Regions from separate parts of the Mus musculus genome. Here region 2 is linked to region 1. The links are chromatin loops, found by intact Hi-C in ENCODE. Cell type or tissue: heart. All regions are shown on one strand.

What was found. Peaks named below come from ENCODE experiments on the same cell type or tissue, not always from the same donor. Only the 100,000 strongest peaks of a DNase experiment are listed, where the experiment ranks them.
Region 2: a loop joins it to region 1, with 2.1 times the contacts of the local background. A loop is called at or near these places in 17 of 42 quality-filtered maps.

What each region holds. Positions count from the first base shown.
Region 1 is chr6:128,358,033-128,360,532 of GRCm38, forward strand. Rhno1 (RAD9-HUS1-RAD1 interacting nuclear orphan 1) reads right to left here. Exons shown (of 3, transcript NM_001326585.1): 2 at 1,074-1,322; 3 at 1-161. The coding sequence starts at 1,238. Among named protein-coding and RNA genes, the nearest start is that of Tulp3, 3.4 kb to the left of the region's middle. In heart, a CTCF peak has its summit at 1,182 (motif pointing left); a DNase peak (open chromatin) is centred at 1,175.
Region 2 is chr6:128,409,887-128,412,386 of GRCm38, forward strand. Itfg2 (integrin alpha FG-GAP repeat containing 2) reads right to left here. Exons shown (of 12, transcript NM_133927.1): 10 at 1,679-1,796; 11 at 607-780; 12 at 1-531. The coding sequence ends at 428. Among named protein-coding and RNA genes, the nearest start is that of Nrip2, 11 kb to the left of the region's middle. In heart, no CTCF peak of the experiment used is centred here; a DNase peak (open chromatin) is centred at 1,425.

The sequences.
Region 1 (2,500 bases):
GATAGCAACAACGTCTCTGAACTGGAAGACTGTGGACTCTCAAAGGTTAGACGTGGAAACTTGCAGGTAGATCTCCGAGTTGGGCGCCTTGCCTGGTCTCGGTGAGGCTTCCGGTGTATCAGAAACCGGCTTTCCGCTGCTCTATCAAACTGGGGTGACACCTGTGCATAAAAAAAAAAAAAAAAAAAAAAAAAAGGATGGTGGTGGTGGCGAGCCAGCTGCAAAGCAGCTAGAGTAAATGTGTCTGATCCTTTATTTTTGTCCAGAATTGTGAGGACTCGCTACAATACAGGACAGACACCCATCCAGCTATGTGGTATGACAAGAAGGCAAGAGACCTGGGCCAGCTATCCAATCGCTCTGCCCTTCAGGGTGCGCCCGAGGAAGAGAGGAGACAAGGCCTCTCTCATCACCACTACACTGCTATAGCTTGTTTAACTCCCCGTCCTTAAACTTCCTGAGAACAGGTCGGAAGGATCCTCAGGAGGGCAGGGACAGACTGACTGTCAACAACGCCTGGCTGAGGGAGGGCCTGGCAGGAAGGTCTTCAGTGAATAATGAACGGCAGCCCCATGGAAGTGACTGTTGGGATCTAATGCCCGTGTTTATTCACTCAATGCTTACGGATTTCTTTTGTAGACAGTTTCACCATGAAGACCAGGCTGGCCTTTACCTGGAGATCCTTCTGCTGCAGCCTCCCAGTGCTGGATTTGCATGGATTAGCATGACATTGTGGAAGGAGTTTTCTCCACTAAGGTTCAGTAACTCATAGAATACCTAGTACTTGTCATATAAAATGCAAGAAATAATCTTTCATGTTGGTCACCTTTCTTGCTTCTTCACCCCGCTACTGGGTAGTTAAGTGTTCAATCAGAACTCTTCAGGGGAACCTGGCAGAGGAGACTCCAATACCATATAATGCATATTTTGGTGTGAAGGAAGAAAAGAGGATATCTAAGACAATACCACAGTCAGGAACAGTAACTATTTCCCTGGCCCTGCTCCAAAAGGATTCAGAGTCAGTATTCTGAAAACCCTAACACAGTAAAGGTCAAAGAATTGCCAGGACCTACCCAGGAAGTGACGGTGCTCTGATCAATGGGCTTGCTGGGCACCTGAACAGTGTGGGTAATGGGCTGCTGGCAAGATTCATAGTGGTGTTTGGGGCCCTCCAGTGGCTGTTGGTGAAACAGCAGCTGGGCTTTCTGGGACTGTCTGCGTCTCTTTTTGGGAGGCATCAATAGGTAAATGAAGAGCAGTTGGTAACCACATGATGCAGGTTGCCTTCCTGGTCTGGGTCAGGATCCAGTTGCAAACCATGCCTGGAAAGAAGAAACAAAAAGGAGAGAGGGGGAAAATCATGTGGGTGACACCCTCCCCCCAATTCTTCATGACATCAGGCTAACAAGGCTACCAGAAATTACCAATCAGACTCAGGTTGTAAAGAAAACAGCTTCCTTTTCTCTCTCTCTTTTTTTTTTTTTTTTTTTTTGGTTTTTCAAGACAGGGTTTCTCTGTATAGCACTGGCTGTCCTGGAACTCGCTCTATGGACCAAGCAGGCTGGCCTGGAACTCAGAAATCCACCTGCCTCTGACTCCCAAGTGCTGGCATGTGCCACCACTGCCCGGCTGAAAACAGCTTCCTATACCACCATGAGAAACATTATCTTATTCATATATATATTCAAGGAAACTCACTCAATGAGCACCTGCTGAACTCATGTTATTGTGCCATGCTAAATGCCAGGAATTAAAGATGAGCAAGTACTTAGTCACAGTACTGAGTACTAAGTTCCTGCAATGATACAGAGGTCCCCATTTTTGAGGCACAGTGGTACAGCACTTGCCTAACATGCACAAAGCCTTAGGTTTCAGTCCCCAGAACTGCAAAAGAGGGGACAATGGCAAGGAAGAAGGAAAGGAAGGAGAAGAGAGAGCTGACTAGAAGGAAACAGCCACATCTCAGTATAGTACGGTTCACGTCAGAGAAGGCTTTCTGTAGAAGGAGAGCTGGGAGAAGCAGAAAGCAGGAAGGTCACTGGAGGCTGAGGGGCAGGCACCACATGCAAAGATGGCTACAGCTGAACATGGGGCACATGCTCATTAGCCCAACTGAGGCAAGAGATCAGGAGTTCAAGTCACGCTTGGGCTACACATAAAACCTCTCAAAAGCCAAACCAAGTAGGATATGGTGGAGCGTGCCCAGGACCTCAGCCCGTAGGAGGGGAGGCAGGAGAATGCCAAGCTCAAGGTTGCCTGTGGCTAGAGAGACCATCCTGAGTTACATGAAACCTTAAATAACCAAACAGCTGTCTTGTGAATTCAGAGAATTACAAGCTCACTGTAGACAGAGTAGGAAAGGTAGCTCAGCAGTAAAGAACATGCCTCAAAAACCAAGGGCTTGCTGGGCAGTTGGTGGCGCACGCCTTTAATCCCAGCACTTGGGAGGCAAAGGCAGAGGCAGAGGCAGAGGCAGGCGGATTTCTGAGTTCAAGGCCAG
Region 2 (2,500 bases), 52 kb after region 1:
AAAAGAATAAATACTCTGCCGTTCATTCCTGCAATAACTGCGAGTGTCAGCTGCCTGGAGCTATGCTGTGAAAATCGGCACTCAGCAGGGGGAGGGGGGCTCACCCCATGCTCCCTCAGTTCCTCAGGCCTGAAGCCTTTCAGGTGTTGGAACATAGCAAAGGTTTGCTGCCTTGTCTCACACACAAGTCGGTTTCCTGCAGTGAGAGCAGGGAGCATGAGAAGGAGCCACGAGCAGAGGGGCAACCGATGGATCTCTTCATCACAGGCTCTCGGGGGGGGGGGGGGGGCACATCCATCCTCTCTGAGAACCCAGTTCTGCTCCTTCCTCTGTAATACACACTCCCCATCCTCCAAGGTCATGGATCGCTCTGGGGTAGGGTTGGGGGCTCGGAAGGATCCTTCACCAGCTAAGTGGTCGAGCCCAGCTAGGTGGGGTCCTGGAAGCTTGAGGGGGTACACTGTAGTGGCTGGTCCGGATGGTAGAGAGTCTGATGAAGCAGGGTACAGACTGCAGGGAGATCTTCAGGATCTGCAGGCCAAGCAGAGACTGGTGAGAGGCCGTCAGGCGCCCAGGCGCAGGCCCGCTGGCTCTGTTGACACTCACCCACACGCAGCTCCTGCAGTAGGCGGTGGTACTCGGGCTCAGCCTCCAGCAGCTTCAGAAGGTTAGTGGACTCCATGCGCTCCAGCTGCACCTCCCAGTACACGTAGATCTTCTGATTGAAGGTGACATATACCAAGCAGGGACTGTTGCGGCCCTCTTTGCAGGCGTACTGGCCTGGGAGATGGGGGCAAGAAGAGAAAGACCAAGGCTTAGTCCTGGTGTCAGGAGGAGGACAGGAACAAGACATCAAAGTCTTCTCATCTTAGTGATCTGGAATAAAAGAGGCAGCTGTGCGAATGCAAGGGGTAGGTAACAGGATGTCAGAGAGGAAGGCCTGTTCCTTTCTTCCAAGGCACACATCAACCTTTCAGGTAACTGCGTGTTTTCCAACTCCTTCCATTTATTGTGGGGTCCTGGAGTCCGAGCCCACAGCTTTGTACATGCCAGCTCTACCACCGAGTAACACCCTCAGCCCATTGTCACTTTAGTGGCCAGATACACCCAAATAGCCACTGCTGCTTTTCAAAGTCCGCAGCTGAGGACTGTGGGGAATACCCTGGAAGTGTTTTCCTCAGCTTGGCATGCTCGGGTGGAAATGTTTTCCCAGTCATCCCATCCTCTATGTATTTAAAGATGGAGGCCACACTGTGCTTTACTTCGTATTCCAAACTACCATGCTAGAGCTGGAGAGATGGCTCTGTACACTGGCTGCTCTTCCATAGATTGGGGTTCAATTCCTAACTAACATCTACATGGTAGCTAGCCATTGTCTGTAATTCTAGTCTTGGGATATGGTGCCCTCTTCTGGCCTCTGTGGGTACTGCACAGACACGGCACATAGACATACATCCAGGCAAACACTCATACAGGTAAGAATAAATAAAAATTTCCTCCTAACAAACTGTCAAGAGGGCAGCATGGCACCCACCCATGACCACTAGTGACAGCTAAGGAGCCCATTCAGGCATGAAGACATCTTTCAAGGGCGACATTGAACAGGAGTGAGTCAACCACTTTCTGGCACATTTACTAAGCTGGAGTAGCTGAGCTTAGTTAGAGGCCACCATCCCACCTGCACAGAAGGCACGGATATTTTCATCCACTTGGAAGCGCACAACGGTGCGGTTGTGATCGATGATATATGTCTGTCCATCCCAGGCACAAGCTACCACCTCCTCAAGCCCATTGCCCTGAAAAAGGTCAAAGACAGGATGCCATTTTCATAAGAGACTAGTCAGATGTAGTGTCATACGCCTGTAATGAGTGCTGCAGAGGCCAGAGGCAGAAGCCAGCTTGTGCTACACAGCTCATAGCAAGATGCTGTGTCAGAAAAGAAAAGAAACGAGAAAAAAGATCTGATGGTGGAGTGGAAGCCATCAGGAGAGACATAAAGGACCATGAACTTGACTCTGGGTGGCAAACTATAAATTAGGGTATTTCTCCATGTGCCAAGGGGGCAACAGGCAATCACTGACTTACTCTGCCTAATATTCAAAGCAACACTATGATGATGTCAACATTATTCTCAGTTTTATCTGGGAAATTTCTGCTAAGAGGGATAAAGTCACGTGTCAGGATCACAACCCAAGTACAGGTCTGTTCTGGTCAAAGCCACCCGGCTTGCCCCCGTGGTAGTATAATCAGTGTGGGCCCATCTGGCAAATGAGGGGCCACAGTGATATCACACAGACTCATGGACAAGGAGAAGCAGCACAGACCAAAACAGACCACGCATCTGTATTCATGACTAATAACCCACGGCTAGACCTAGTGCCTGTTCTCTGTTAGCGCTGCTATTTGGGCTGACAGGCCTGAAAATGATTTTCTAGTAGACTCATAGAGAAGAACTAAATTGTGTGCTATGAGGGCACACTTGAGCGTGACAGACACACTC